Regions from separate parts of the Homo sapiens genome. Here region 1 is linked to region 2. The links are chromatin loops, found by intact Hi-C in ENCODE. Cell type or tissue: Caco-2. All regions are shown on one strand. Each heading gives the region's core, and the rest is flanking DNA. Links, peaks and the distances in the headings are about the cores only.

Region 1 (8,481 bases), core at 2,420-6,419, 120 kb after region 2:
TATCCAGATCTCAAATCCCAAGGCTAGAGGAAGAGAAAGGGAGACTGGAAGGAAGAGCAAAGAAATAATCCCCAACCCTCAAACACTCCCTTGATAAAGAAAAGATCCAGCTATTGGCAAGAAGTGGTGTTTGGTGAGGGCATCATAGAATCAAAGGCTGGTATTTCAAGGAGATGTTATTTCTGTAGCACAAACATGATTAAGGGTAATGTTGTGTTATTTCAGATTTTCTTTATTCATAAAAGGAAAAGAAATAGTGCCAGACATACAAGAACAAAGGTAAATAGGCTTCAGAGGCCTTCTTGGTTCTCAAATCTAAGAGAATTTAATAATTAGACTGTTTATTTGCCAGGTTTTGTATTTGTTTTCTTCTTAGAGGGAAAACACAATCGAGTCATTGTCTTTCAGAATAGTTGGTTTTAGTGATATGGACTTGTTTTTATCTAATCTGCCCTCCCCCATTTGCCCAGGCTATGTGTTCTGTCTTCCCACATAAGAGCTGCTCCTGTGGTTACATATACTCAAGACTGCCCCAAACTGCAGGGTCTGCCACCACCAGGAGGCTCCAGTGGAGAAATCGGGGGAGAAGGTGGCATAAAAAAGATATCAACGTCTTATACAATTAGCTGCTACAGAGGAATAGGGAAGATGTGGCTGACTGTGTGGCAACCACATTTCCTTTCCCAACTTTCTTTTCTTATGCTGCACGTTACCTCTATATGGCACTGACTTTTGTTTGCTTCTCTTTCAACCGCTGCTGTTGATGCTCAGTTTTAGGTCCTTGTCACAAGGATAAAACTGCTGGGAAAAAAGGTGGCCATAAAGTGAGGTGCCCTACACTTGAGCCTCCTTCAGATGGCCTGGGTAGAAGGACAGCTGTCAGTGCTGAGCCTGGATATCAGAACATACAGTAATAGTAAGAATCTGAAACGGCACATGTGTAAGGAGCAGAGCCTTCCAGAATTGGCAGGGCTTGGCATTGCGACATCCGGTACAGGAAATTCACGGTCCAGGGAATCATAAAAGGAGCTGGGGGGCGGGGGACGGGCACAGCGGCTCACACCTGTAATCCCAGCACTTTGGGAGGTTGAAGTGGGCAGATCACGAGGTCAGGAGATCAAGACCATACCGGCCAACATGGTGAAACCCCATCTCTACTAAAAATACAAAAAAAAAATTAGCCAGGCGTGGGGGCGCACGCCTGTAGTCCCAGCTACTCAGGAGGCTGAGGCAGGAGAATTGCTTGAACCCAGGAGGCGGAGGCTGCAGTGAGCCGAGATCACGCCACTGTACTCCAGCCTGGGCAACAGAGTGAGACTCCGTCTCAAAAAAAAAAAAAAAAGATAAATAAAAGGAGGGGGGCTTTAGAAGACATTAATCTATCTAAAGTACCCCAGAGGCTGTGGCAGTATTTTCTTTGAGTTAGTTCTGAGAGCTTATGACAACCATGTTGTTTGTAATCTCTCAGTATAATTCTTATTAATTCTTTCATTCATTCATTCATTTGGTGAAAACCTACTCTGTGCCAGGCACTTAGTTCTCAGTGTTAATAATGTAGAAATTGTAATTCATGGTGATAATAAAAGTTAATACTTCTTGAATATTGTCTGCATAATTTGTGTTTACTGCTTATCACTTATTTTATAATCTTTATAAGTAGTGATATCAGTCCTATTTATAGATGAGGATGTTGAGGTTTAGTGAAATGAAAATATATTATTTCATGCAACAAATATTTAGGGAACATCTTTCATGTACTAGTGGCAGTGCCTTTTGTTGAGGGCACAATAGCGAACAAGACAGATTCTATACTAATTCTCATGGAATTTAAATGCTAGTGGGGAGAGATAGACAACAAGCAAATATGCAACTAAATAAAATGAAACTTGAAGCTAGTGATAAACTCTATGAAGAAAATATCACTAGATCATGTGATACAGACTAACAGGCAGCAGGGGAGGGTTGGATGAGTTAGATACTTTAGATACGAGGTTTATTTAAGAAGATGACATTTAAACTGAGACTTGAATGAAAAGGTGCTAGCCATGCACACAATGAGGGGCAGAGTATCGCAGGCAGTGGGATTACCAAGTGCAGGGGCTAAGCTGAAATGAGCTTAGTATATTTGATAAGCTCAAAAAAGCCTGCTGTGGCTGGAGCCCAGCCAGCAAAGGGAGAGTGATCCATTTTGTGACCTTAGCACCCTGGGCTTAAGGCTGCTCAAGGCTCCCGATAATCCAGTTTCTCCAGCTTCATAGGTCATCTTTGGGGGCAGTGAATAGGAAAAGAACTAGACAGTTTCCTGTACAAAACAGATTTTTTAATGTTTTCTTGTAAATAAAGCATATCTTTCCCTTAGGTCAAGACTGTCTTGTCCTCCTTGGGCTGTTCAGGCTCTTGGAGGCTAAGGCAAAATAATGACACAAGCAACTGGGTTCACTTCTGGTTCTCTCCCAAGTTGTTTGCCAACAGACATGTCCTTTTTGGATTCTTCTCTGTGTTCTGCTAAAATAGCCAAGGCAATAGTGTTAATAAAATCTGCTCTTTTTCTTCCTCATCTTTGCCACATCTCTGTTATGGACACTTTCCTCCCCCATCTTTCTTATTATTTAGTCATCCTTGATTCATCCTTCTCCCTGACTCACTACATTTGGAAGGGTGATCGTTACAAATGTAGAAATATATACATTTGAAAATGCAGCTTGGTGGCCTCAAGGGTAAGAGGAATTAGGCTTACTTATGCGACACCGTATTCTTATGGCCACAGACTTGTGTTTGACTTCTTAATAAAGATGTGCGGATTGACTTCCAGAGTTCTTCTTATGAGTATTAATAACTAAATAACCTCAGACAGTTTATTAAAATAAAATTAATCACAAAACTTATTAATAAATGTTCTGTCAACCTTTTTGTTTTAAAAAAAAGTTTAGTTCAGATTTTTTTATATGTGACAGGAAAGTATTCAACCAACAACACAGGTGTTGTGACATCTCCCAAAACTTAGAATGTCCTCATATAATCACAACTCAGATCAGATAAGCAGAAGTATGTGTGTCAACATGTATGTGTGTTTGTGTATATGCATATGTGTGTATGTGTCAGAAAAGAGACTGAGAGTGGAAGCACAGGAAACTCAGGGCTCAGGAAAGAAGGCAATGTAATGAGTAGTTGATGAGCAAGAAGATGTCTGTATTACCTTAATACCTCACATTCAAAGTGTGGGCCTTGAAAGAGCAGCATTGGTAATACCTGGGTCTCTTATAATTCTTTTTCTGGAAGCCCTGCTGATAATCTTTAAAAATAAATTCATATGAGAAAGAGACTTAATAGTTTCACCATGGATGGCAATGGGAGCAAGCTCTTTTTTTCTGCCTCTTGATCTGAATAATCTGAATATTGATGCTGTTAAATGATTCGTTGTCAGCTCATCTACTGGTTTAAAGAAATGACCCAGCAAGTTGATTAAAATTGTGATGAATACTGAACTTCTCTACTCCTCAGAGTCATCAGTAAAATAGGACTTCTCAAATTTAGCATCTTGAATATTGGATCAAAAGACTTAAATAAGGAAACCAACTTTCTTTACATGAGCTCACTGTAAGATGTACTGAGGAGGAGGCTTTACACAATATGAAAGATACAGATTTGCCCAAAGAGAAATCACAGCATGACTATCTTGATGCTTTCTTTAGAAAAGGATTAAACTTAGTGTTCCGTGAGCTATTTTGGGTTTAATATTAAAAAATGTATTTCCTATTCATTTATTATGTCAAGTGAAATACACATATTAAGTTACAGGTCTGTGGTTTTCAATGATCTGTTCAATTCTAGAAGTCTTGTAGATTGTGATACATATTGTGTGTTGTCTTTAATGACATAAAATCTCTTGGATTGTTCATAAAGACTCAATCACGAGCTGGAAGATTGAGGCAAAATTATGTGCCAGGAAAAAGAAGTGATCCTTTCTGCTCAATGGCTGGTCTTTGTCTCCAAAAGTCCAAATAACTGATAAGTTTAATCAACACAGTAAGCAAAAATTAAGATTAATTGTTAGCTGTCAGGTAAGAATCAAATGAGTAAATTTTGAAATTTTTTTTTCTTGTCATGTTGATCATCATGTATTCACAATTTGAACTATCTTCCAAATCAAGTAGAAGTATTTTGAGATTTAATATTATTTTCATAATCTGTGTATTTTATCTCCTCAGTTACATACCAAGAGTAGATTTCATTTTTTCTAAGTACTATCAGGAATGAACCACTGCCTATCCAGTTACATAGAGGACCATGTACTGAAGTCAATAGTCCCACATAACATCAGCCAGATTTGAAACCTCTCAAGGCCAGAGTCCACACAAAGGGCCATGCTTAGGGATTTGATATAAGGCAACAGGGAATGGTGCTAGCTTAGAACTCTTAAGACAGTGGTATGAAAAAAATACTGGCAGGCAGGCAGACTCAGCAGATGACCAGGCTCCAGCTACCAGTCTAGCATTTAGTGACAGGGTGGTAGAGGGCTATAAAAGCAAATAGTTCCTTTAGGCGAGTTGAATGCTAAATACATTACCAAGTCAAAAGTCTTGTTAATGAAAATGAGACAAAAAGCAAAAGGAACTTTTTAACAAATGCCAATGTATTGGGCTGGAAAATAATTATATATCTTTTACCTAAGATTAAATCCATTCTAGAGGCTGAGGCAGGGTAATGACCATAGAGGAGGGTTGAATGATCGCAGCTGAGATGAAGGGAAAGCTACAGAGGATTGAATCAAAGCAGTACCTGAAAGCTATTTCAGTGGCCCCCACAGGAAGCCAGACCACTGTCAATGGAATGGAAGAGAACAAAACAGATCTGAGAGAGGATTTGGAGAGAGAGGATTTATGCCTCTACACAGTATTTACCATGACACAGTACAACTTCAAGACTGATTGAGTGTAAGGTTTGAAGGGCAAGCAAGAGTTGAAGATTAACCCAAGGATGAGATAGAAGGATGATGAGATAAGGAAATGTAACAGTGGACAAACAAGAAGGAGCAGATTTAAAGGGGAAGATACTAAAGTCTGTTTGGGACATGTAAGCTTATAGTAACCATGGAACAATAAAATTTAGTTGTCAGATAGGCACACAGGGGCTCTAAAATGCAGGTCAAATTAGATGGTATCAATATTTGATGCATCTATATAAAGGCAAAAGAGACTAAAGAAATGGATGATATCACCCAAGGAAAAAGTATGAAGCAAGTTGAGGTCTGCAATACAGCTTTGGGTGAAGGGAAATGAAGGTGTTAACCTTCATTTGGGAGTTGGAAGGACAGGAGGCAGTAAAGGACAATCACAGAAAGAGAAGAAAATCTAGGAAAGATCCATGTCTCAAAAACCAAAGGAGGAAAATATTTCGAGAAGGAAGCATAGCTGTATCAAATGTTCCAGAAAGGCTGTGCAGGATTCACGTATTTGCTTATTTAATAGAATAAACTTATGTCTACCAAGCTTTGTGCTGAGACTTAAGAATGAAGTCAAGACAGTGACCGGTCAATTTTATTTAGTAGTCATCAATGGCATTTTGCTGGGGTTTTATATGAGTTGCAACAGTGATAACCTTATTACAGTGGGTTAAAGATGGAACCAAAGTTGGGGAAGAGAGAGGCAGATTAAGTAGACTAATCTGAGAATTTGAATGGAAATGGTAAACAAAACAAAACAAAACAAAACAAACAAATAAAAAATTGGACCAATGATTGCCTAATTGGTAAAAAATGTTATTAGTGGATGTAGTTCTCTCACTTTTGAAGCATATCTCATGTGAACAATGGACCCATTGACTTGAATCAAATATTTTTATATTAATACAGCTAGATGCAGCAGTGGGAACAGGGAATTATAAGGCATAGGTTCTTTTTTCTCTTTTAGGGAAGCTTATAATCTAGCTTAAAATCAAGTGTGTGTACATGAGAGACTGCAGGTATACAGCAAGATATAAAGACAGAAAAACAATTTAGTGAACATAACAAGTGTTCGTAATAACATCCAACAATAATTATTACTTGATAGGAGGAGGGGTAGACGATATGAATGTGAATTCAGGAGAAAGACAACTATGGGTAAAAGGCTTTGGTACAAAGGAGGAAATACATGTTGGTTACAGAAGAGACTAAGATAAAAACTTTCATATGGCAAGACAAAAGGGTAAGCTTCACTCCAGAATTCCATCTCTTCCCATGGGAAGTAGAAATATTGCCACTTGCCTTTCTTCTATCCTAGAAAAAGACCTCAAACAACAAAGCTACCCTTATATATCTTCATCCAGCAGCCTCTTTTTGGTTCATAGGTGGAAGGTATGTTTGCTTCCCAACAACCATAGTGTTGGTCCTATTATCATAAAAGGTATGGAGGTATTATATATGTAGAAAGCCTATTGCCAGAAAGCATTGAGCCAAAGAACAGAAATAGAACAGGCAAGGACAAGAAAACATGATGTACTAACACATAGTGTTGTCAAAAGCAAGCTCAGTGCTCTGCCAAAACAAGGAGAGAAGCAGTTCTTATCTTAACTGAGTCAAAGCCTGAATTCCAAGGTCAGGATATGGATACTGGAATTGAACATTCACAGCATGTCAAACCTCAGCACACTGGGGCCTTCTTGGTCTGAAGGGTCACAGATGAAATTGACTTGATACATTTTCTTTGATGTTTATTAAACCTATAATTTTGTAGAATTTGAAATGGGATTATGGCTAAACTGAGAGACCAACCGGAAGTTCATTCCAAAAACTTCTATAAATAATACTGGAAAGATATTAAATGGAGAAAGATTCATACTTACTATATATCATATACAAGTTTTATTAATATAGCAGAATATAAATCTTTAGACACTGCTCAAAGCAATAAAGGATGAAGCAGTTTTTATTGTTCCATATTTATAAAATCTTAGACAGATGGTAGTAAATATTCTTATTTTTTACTAATATTTACAAACCTAAATTCTGCAACTTAAATCATTTCCTTCCTTGCCCTTCTTCCTTATGTGCTTGCATAGCTATCCTAATGTGCATTTGTGTAGGTGATTTTTTTTTTAATTCTCAGGTGAATAGATGTTTGTGCCGAGTTATACCATAAGAAAATAAAATAAGGAATTGTAAGTATTATAGTACTTTTATAGGACTTTCATTAACATGGTTCCACATGGTTCCACTTGTTCCTTATAAGAGTCCTGCAAAGTAGGTGTGAAAGGTATTTTAATTAACCAAATTAGAAAACTGGAGCTAGAAGGTTTGATGATCCTCGAGTATTAAACAGTGAGTTACTGACTGACTGTAAATTTGAGCCTATTTTTCCAAAAATTCTTTCAATGATGCTTTCAGTGCACTCCATTGCTTAATGTATTTTAATCTAAAGGCCAATTTATATGAGTCATTTGCTTGGAAGAGCCAACTTGGAAGTTAATGCATTTTGATACCTGACTCTATGCACCACTTTTCTTTATTGAGCAACCATATATTGTCTTTGATTTTTAAAAAGAAAAGTTAAATTATCAAGATGTTTTATTTAGGCTTATAGAATAGCTATTTATACCCAAAGGACTATAAATCATGCTGCTATAAAGACACATGCACACGTATGTTTATTGCGGCACTATTCACAATAGCAAAGACTTGGAACCAACCCAAATGTCCAACAATGATAGACTGGATTAAGAAAATGTGGCACATATACACCATGGAATACTATGCAGCCATAAAAAATGATGAGTTCATATCCTTTGTAGGGACATGGATGAAATTGGAAACCATCATTCTCAGTAAACTATCGCAAGAACAAAAAACCAAACACCGCATATTCTCACTCATAGGTGGGAATTGAACAATGAGATCACATGGACACAGGAAGGGGAATATCACACTCTGGGGACTGTGGTGGGGTCGGGGGAGTGGGGAGGGATAGCATTGGGAGATATACCTAATGCTAGATGACACATTAGTGGGTGCAGCGCACCAGCATGGCACATGTATACATATGTAACTAACCTGCACAATGTGCACATGTACCCTAAAACTTAGAGTATAATAAAAAAAAAAAAAAACAACAAATAAGTCAATCTGGGTAAATGGCATATGGGTATTCTTAGTGTTATTTTGTACTTTTCTGTATGCTTACAATTATTTCCAAATAATTAAAAGCCTTTAAATAGAAAAAAAAAAAAAGAGTTCCTCTTTTCTAATCTTGTTTTTAGTTTTAAAAGAACCCCTAAAGTGATATTGAAAATTCTTATAGAAATGCATTTTATATCATATCCACAAAGTAAACCTTTTTAGTAAAGCCAAAGGTAGAGAGTCTAGCTACTAGGCCGAAGGTTGGCATAAGATAGAATTCTGAGAATGATTCAACTAACCCAAAGAAGGAAGAAAAAGAGAAAAACAGGAATGCAGGACAGATGCGACAAAGTAAATATAAATGGTGTATTTACCTAACCATAGCAGTG
Region 2 (8,481 bases), core at 2,365-6,364:
TCAATACATTATCTCATAATAATATTTACTTGGAACATGCAGTAGGTCTAAGCTGCAATATTAAGACTAGCCAAAAGGCACTATTATCTAACACAAGTCATTCTCTACCATAAATTTTATTTAAGCTTATTGTTTTAGTTTATATAAAATGAATAAATTATATACCTCCAAACATATCTAGATAATTAGGAACATTTTTACTTATTATAAAAGTTTTCTAGACAGTATCACTAGTAATTCTCAAAAAACTGAAAAGCTTTGATTGATAAAAAGTGCCAGCCATCATATTTCATAAATGTAGAAAAAAATTATTGTGACTCTTGTTAAAATGATACATAAGATTATTTAAAACTATTGGAATAAAATACTGCACTGGGCTCAACTTTGAATACAGCTACACCAATGAGGATTTATAATCAAGGGATCAGTAGAATAAAAAATCACTAAGAGGTGACATCAAGGGTAGGGGGACTCTTGATAAATAGACTTAGCAGTAATCTAATCCTGACAAGAAGACACCCAATGTCTTCTTTGTCTTTACAATTGAGCTATAACTTTCATACTGTGATATATACAGCTCTTCAAAGTGCAGTTTGATAAGTTTTCACAAATGTATGTTACATTTTAATGATGATATAACTATCACCCAAATCAAGATACAGAACTAAAAACTTATCTCAGAAAAGTTTCTCAACTTTTTACAGTTAATCTTTCTCCAAGGTAATCATTTTTCTGAGTTTTGTGTCTTAAACTTATCTCAGTCCATCTAACTGAAACTTTGTGCCCTTTGACCAACACCCCCTCAGTTCTCCCCAAATCTCAATCTCCTGGTGACCATCATTCTGTTCTTTTCTTCTATGAGTTTGACATTTTTAGATCCCACATATAAGTGACATAATGTGGTATTTTTCTTTCTATGCCTGGCTTGTTTCACTTAACACAATGTCCTCCAGGTTTATTAATGTTGTTTCAAATGACAATATTTTCTTTGTTTTTAAAACTGGATATTATTTCATTGTGTATATGCTATATTTTCTTTATCTGTTCATCCACTGGTGGAGACTTATGTTAACACCATATCTTGGCTATTGTGAATAATGCTGAAATGAACATGGGAGTGCAGTTATCCCTTCAACATACTGATTTCATGTTCTTTGGATATACATCCAGTAGTGGAATTGCTGGATCATGTGGTAATTCTATTTTTAATTTTTTGAGGAAGCTTCATACTGTTTCCATAAAGGCTATACTAATTTACACTCCCACCAACAATGTGCAAGAGTTTCCTTTTGTCCATATCCTTGCCAACAGTTATCTTTTGTCTTTTTGAAAATAGCTCTTCTAATAGGTGTGAGGTGATAGCTTAGTGTTTCAATTTGCATTTATCTGATGATTAATGATGTAGAGCATTCTTTCATATACTTGTTGGCCATTTATGTATCTCTCCTTTTGAGAAATGTCTATTCAGGTCCTTTGCTCATTTTTAAAATCAGGTTATTTGTTTTCTTGCTATTGAGTTGTTTGACTTTCTAAACATATTTTGGATATTAATTGCCTGTCAGATGCATGGCTTACAACTATTTTCTCCCACTCTGTAGTTTGCCTCTTCACATTGTTGTTTCCTTTGCTGTACAGAAGTTTTTTAGTTTGATGCAATCCCATTCTCATGTTTTTGCTTTATTTGTTTGTGCTTTTTGGATCATATAGAAAACAAAATTACTGGTCAGATTGATCTCAAAAAGCTTCTTCTCCTATGCTTTTGTGAACCTAAAATATCTGAGAAAGTCTCAGTCAATTTAGAAAGTTTATTTTGCCAAGGTTAAGGATGTGCCTGTGACACAGCTTAAAGATGCCCTGATGACATGTGCCCAAGGTGGTTTGTATGCAGCTTGGTTTTATACATTTTAGGCAGACATAATACATCAATCAATACAGGTAAGATGTATTGTGTTGATGCAAAAGTAATTGTGGTTTTTGCAATTAAAATTAATTTTACTTGTTCTGTGTAAAATAATGTGACATACCACATTATGTCTCTTATATGTGGGATCTCAACAGACTTAGCAGTAACCTAAGTAATCAAAAGTAATGATAAAATTGCAATTACTTTTGCACCAACCTAATACATTAGTTCAATCTGGAAGAGTGAAACAACTTTGGGGGCACTTCTACGTAATAGGTAGATTTAAACATATTCTGACTGGCAATTGGTTGAGTTATTACCAGTAGAAAGGAATGTCTGGGTTAAGATAAGGGGATGTGAAGACCAAGGTTTTATTATGCAGGTGAAGCTTCCAGGTAGCAGGCTTTAGAGAAAATATATTGTAAATGTTTCTTATCAGACTTAAGGTCTCTGTTGATGCTAATGCTGGAGGGGCATAATAAGGCATGTCTGACCTCAGCTTCCATCATGGCCTGAACCAGTCTTTCAGGTTAAATTTTAGAGTGCACTGGTTGAGGAGGGAGTCCATTCAGATGGTTGCAGGGGGCCCTTTGAATTTTATTTTTGGTTTACACTTTCTTCTAGTAGTTTTAAAGTTTCAGGACTTACATTTAAGTCTTTAATTCATTTTGAGTTAATTTTTTGTGAGATATGAGATAAAAGTCCAATTTTATTCTTCTACAGGTAGATATCCAGTTTTCACATCAGTATTCATTGAAGAGACTTTCCCCATTGTGTGTTCTTGGCATATTTATCAAAGATTAATTACCCATAACATGGATTTATTTCTGGCCTTACATTATGTTCCATTTGTCTATATGTCTGTTTTTAAGCCAGTATCATGCTGTTTTGATTACTATGGCTTTGTAGTATATTTTGAAATCAGATAGTGTAATGCATTTAGCTTTGTTTTCTTGTTCTTTTGTTTTATTTTGCTCAAGACTGCTTTAACTATTCACTTTTATGATGTTTATTGTCAGATTTTACTTGGCTTGTTTCTTTACTTCATTAGTTAATTGCTGCTACATACAAACCTCAAAACTCAATAACTTAAAACAACTCCTTATTTAATTCACAAATAAATGGATCAGCAATTTGGTCTGAATTCGTTTGTGTGGTTCTTGTTTCTTTTGGGCTCACTCAAGTATTTGTGATTAACTGCTAAGTCTGCAGCTCCAGGATGGCCTTGGTTATGACATTTTATCTCTACTTTATATGGTTTCTCATCCTTCTATTATTGGAAAGAGGTCCTGATCCAGACCTCAAGAGAGGGTCTTGGATCTCATGCAAGAAATAATTCAGGATGAGTCTACAGAGTAAAGTGAAAGCAAGTTTATTAAGAAAGTAAAGAAGCAAAACAATGGCTACTCCATAGGCAGAGCAGTGGCATGGTCTGCTCGACTGAGTATACTTATAGTTACTTCTTGATTATATGCTAAACAAGATGTATTAGTCTGTTTTCATGCTGCTGATAAAGACATACCCGAGACTGGGTAATTTATAAAGAAAAAGAGATTTAAGGGACTCACAGTTCCCTATGGCTGGGGAGGCCTCACAATCACTGCAAAAGGCGAAAGGCATGTCTTGAATGGCAGCAGACAAGAGATAATGGGAACAAAGCAAAAGGAGTTTCCATTTATAAAACCATCAGATCTTATGAGACGTATTCACTACCATAAGAACAGTATGGTGTAAACTGCCCTCATGATTCAATTATCTCCCACCTGGTCCCTCCCACAACACATGGGAATTATGGGAGGTTCAATTCAAGATGAGATTTGGGTGGGGACACAGTCAAACCATATCACAAGGGGTGAATAATTCATGAGTTTTCTCAGAAAGGAGTGGGCAGTTCCCAGAACTGAGGGTTCCTCCCTTTTTAGGCCAAATAAAGTAACTTCCTGACATTGCTATGGCATTTGTAAACTGTCATGACACTCGTGGGAGTGTCTTTTAGCATGTGAATGCATTATAGTTAGCATATAATGAGCAGTGAGGACGACCAGAGATCACTTTCATCACCATCTTGGTTTTGGTAGGTTTTGGCTGGCTTCTTTACCGCAAACTGTTTTATCAGCAAGGTCTTTGTGGCCTGTATCTTGAGCCAACCTCTATCTCATCCTGTGACTAAGAATGCCTAACTTCCTGGGAATGCAGCCAAGCAGGTCTCAGTCTTATTTTACCCAGCCCCTATTTAAGATGGAATCACTCTGGTTTGAGTGCCTCTGACACGTCAGCAGACTATTTTGGGACTGCTCACATGGTGCCTGGATATGGTTCAGAGACAGAGTTGGGTATGTGAAGAATCTTGTCTGAGAACTGGGGCACGATTACTCCCACTGCATTCTATTGACAAAAGTCACATTCCAGTCCAGATTGAAGAAGTGGACAATTGGCCACCTCTTGATGGATGGTTAAAAAAAAATTGCAAAACGTGTGGATGTGAAAAAGAGTTATATGGTCATTTTTACTATTATCTTTATATAAAGGGGATAATATGGCATGTGCTCTTTTGTGTCTTCTGGCGTTTTTTTCTGCTAACATAAAATTTTTGAGGGTTATCCATATTGTTAAGTCAGAGTGATTTAAAACAACAGAAATGTATTATCTCATGGTTCTAGGGACTGGAAGTCTGAAATCAAGGTGTTGGCAAGGCCATGCTCTCTCCATCGGCTCTAGGAGAGAATACTTCCTGTCCTCTTCTAGCTTTGGTGTGAAGACTAAACTCTGACCTTTTTTTCTTAATCTTATCTTGCTCAAATTCCTTCTTAAGGGGTTTGGTGAGCACGCCCTACAAACCCTAAAGTCTCATCAGAGGAGTTTTATTTAACCCTGTATAACATGTCCTACTTTCGAACCTGACTTTGGCATAACATCACACAACAAATAAGCAACCCCAAATATATTTTATTGTCTTATCTTGAAATTGGCCTGCAAAGTCGTCTCTTGTGGGAAAAACCTACATTCTGTAGAGAATCCCCTTTTCTCTTTTTTTTTTTCACTTTCCAGATCCAGGAGATAATCAGCTAAGAGCCAGGTGCCCTTTTATGTCTGATAAGAAACATTTTATAACCTATTTTCCCTGAAGTCTACTATGTTAAGGCTTCCTCTGCACAATAAAACTTTGACCTCCACAATCCCTTATCCTAACCCAAACATTTCTTTTCTATTGATCTCAGGCCTTTATATAAACTCAACCAATTGTCAAACAAAAAATGTTGAAATTTACCTTAGCCTGAAAGCCACCTCCTCAAGTTGTCTTGCCTTTTTGAACCAAACCAAAGTACATCTTAAATGTATTTGGTTGATGTTTCATGTCTCCCCAAAATGTATAAAACCCGGCTCTTCCCTAACCACTTTGGGCACACGCTCTTAGGATCTCCTGATGGCTGTGTCACAGGCCATAGTCATTCATATTTAGCTTAGAGTAAATCTCTTCAAATATTTTACAGAGTTTGACTCTTCGTTGACAGGTGTTTGCCAGCAACCTTTGGCATTCTTTGGCTTGCAGGTGTATCATCACTCCAGTCATATGACTTTTCTCCCTGCGTGTCTTCACATCATCTTCACTCTGTGTGTTTCTTTGGACATATTTCCCTTTTAGGACAGCAGTCATATTGGATTAAAGTCTATCCTAATGACCTCGTTTCTACTTGATGACCTCTGTAGTGATCCTATTTCCACATAAAGTGACATTCTGAGTTACCCAGGGTTAGGATTTTAACATATCTTTTTGGAAGGCTATAATTTGACCCATAATGGAGCTACTATAAGTAAAGTTGTTACAAACATACTTGTATAATTCTCTTTGTGGTAATATACTGAATTATTTTGAGATATATACCCTGGAGTGAGTAATAGGTAAAGTGTATGTTTAACTTTATTGGAAGCTACCAAAGAGTTTTAAAGAGGTTGTATCATTTTACACATATATCAGAAATTCATGAGAGTTCCAATGATTCCACTTTCTTGCTAAGAATTGATACTGTTGGGGGCCGGGCCCAGTAGCTCACACCTATAATCCCAGCATTTTGGGAGCCCGAGGTGGCAGATCATGAGGTCAGGAGTTCAAGACCAGCCTGGCCAACATGGTGAAACCCTGTCTCTACTAAAAATACAAAAAATTATCCAGGCGTAGTGGTGGGTGCCTGTAATCCCAGCTCCTGGGGAAGCTGAGGCAGGAGAATCACTTGAAACCAGAAGGTGGAGGTTGCAGTGAGCTGAGATCGCACCACTCCACTCCAGCCTGGGCAACAAGAGCGGAACTCCACCTCAAAACAAACAACAAAAAAAGAATTGATATTGTCGTCTTTTGAATTATTGTCATTCTAGTAGGTATATACTGATATCTCATTTGGCTTTAATTTTCATTTCTATGATGACTAAGAATGATAAATACATTTTCATGTGTTTGTTGGCCATTCGTATATTTTCTTTTGTGATATGTCTGCTCATATCAGACATGGCAGAAGCCCATGCCTAAGAATGGCCTTTTTGGGGGCAAAGATGTTCTTTACTTCTCTACCTTCAAAATGTTATAATTCAGTGCTATGCTTCTATAAAAACTTACCACAAAAATAGTGGCTTAAAATAACAAAAGGAGGAGGTCGGAATTTCAAAACGGGTCTTATGAGACTAAAACCAAGGTATTGGCAGAACTGCATTTCCTCTGAAGGCCCTAGAAGGAAATCTATTTCTCTGCCTTTTCCAGCTTCTAGAGGCTTCCTGCATGTGCATGCCTTGGCTCATGCCCTTTCCTCCATCCCCAAAGCCAGTGGAATGGCACATTTACATCTCCCTCTCATTTTCCCTCCTTCCTTCTTTCCCTCTCTCCCTCCTGCTTCTTTTCGCTTCTGACCTCACATCTCTTTCTCTGACTCTGACTTTCCTGCCTTCCTCTTATAAGGACATTTATAATTCTATCGAGCCCATTCAAATAGTTTAGAATAGTCTCTCCATTTCAAGAGCCTTAACTTATTTAAATCTGCAAAGTCTCTTTTGCCATGTAAGGTAACATTTTCACAGGTTTCAAAGATTCAGATGTGGATACTGTTGGAGGTATCATTATTTTGTCTACCACACCTGCCAGTTACTAGGCTGTTCTTCCTTGGTGACAAATCCACTCTTCCATATCTCTGATCTGAGATAATGGAACTCTGCAAATTATACTTCTGTTTTGCCAGCTGGTTCTTTGTCAGGTTCTGCCAATAGGGGGCACTAAGAGATACTGGAAGGCAGGAAGTGGAAGGAGGGACTTCAATCTTTTTTGTTTAGGTTGATGGTTTTATTGGCATTGCCCTAGCAATTCTTTCTCACTGGCAGCAGCAGAGGGGAAAGATCCCAGCTATTTTTCTAAATTTCCAGAATGGTCACACTTCTAGAATGAGTCTCATCTCCCTAAGAGGTGCCCAAATAAGCTGGGCAATGTCAGTCTTTCAGAGATACTGCTCTTCAGAACCACTGCTCCAAGCATCTGGGTTCTGATAACCTCAAATTGTTGTCTTTGCTTCCTCAGCTCTAGAGATGACAGCAGGTTCTTGCAATGATTACTGTAGTGTTCATTTTTAGGTTTTCTTTTCAGTTCTCCAACATCTATTTAACAGTTTCCTTTTATTGGAATCTCTTGGTTGAAAATATCTAGTGTACTTTTGTTCTCCTGTTACATTTACACTACGATTAGTTATTCAACTCTCCCAATACGTGGAGACAAAACTAAAGAATCATAGCCCAAGAAGAAATAGGTGGTAGTAGCTGTGAGCAAGGAGAAATTTTATCAAGTCTAATTCTTTTTCAGGAAGCATCATGGCATAGAAAGACATGTCTATCTTCCCCAAAAAATCATTTCACAGGGCTACAGGGTCAAATTTTCTTTTTAATGTGGAGCAGCCAAATTCTAAAAGTCACTCATACTGGCTTTGATTATTTTAAAACTGAAAAATTATTTAGAGGAATGCAATACAGGATTATCACAAAGTTTAATCCAGCTAAAGTTAAAACTGTGCTGAAAACTTATTTAGATTGACTAAATTTAATTTAATATTTGTGGATTTTTTGAATATCAGTAATTTCATAGTCCATCTCAGTAAAGATCTTAATACAATTTCACACACACACACACACACACACACACACACACACACACACACACTGTATAGGGGGATGCAAAAGGGAAGAGATTTATAAATCAAATAGCTTTATAGCCTTCAAATAAGCTACAAAAGAAACTGTCCATTTGAATTTCTAGATGCATGCTATAGTGGAACAACACTCAAAATGTATGAACATTTATTACAGATTTGAACATCCTTTGGACTACACTCTTGCCAGTGACAAATGCATTCAACATAAAATAATAATGTTTCAATCATAGAAATGTGCTCTTAATCATATTTAATCCTGCTTTTTATACTCTAACCTTAATTAGTAACCCAGAACCCTTTCTAACCTACACACCCAGTCTTTGAGGAAGTTATTCATCAGATAGGAATAATGTTTGTCTAGGAGTGCACTTATCTTAATGGACTTAATATGATCATTTA

Evidence for each region. A loop is a pair of places that touch in the nucleus more often than their neighbours do. Peaks named below come from ENCODE experiments on the same cell type or tissue, not always from the same donor. Only the 100,000 strongest peaks of a DNase experiment are listed, where the experiment ranks them.
Region 1: a loop joins it to region 2, with 8 times the contacts of the local background. A loop is called at or near these places in 3 of 110 quality-filtered maps.

What each region holds. Positions count from the first base shown.
Region 1 is chr5:41,403,003-41,411,483 of GRCh38, reverse strand. The region is part of intron 1 of PLCXD3 (phosphatidylinositol specific phospholipase C X domain containing 3); the gene reads left to right. It overlaps LOC105374740 (a long non-coding RNA gene), which reads right to left. Exons shown (of 2, transcript XR_925950.3): 2 at 2,299-2,505. Among named protein-coding and RNA genes, the nearest start is that of PLCXD3, 100 kb to the left of the region's middle. In Caco-2, for the core only: no CTCF peak of the experiment used is centred there; a DNase peak (open chromatin) is centred at 4,803.
Region 2 is chr5:41,523,038-41,531,518 of GRCh38, reverse strand. No RefSeq gene overlaps it. Among named protein-coding and RNA genes, the nearest start is that of PLCXD3, 17 kb to the right of the region's middle. In Caco-2, for the core only: no CTCF peak of the experiment used is centred there; DNase peaks (open chromatin) are centred at 4,168, 4,668 and 5,388.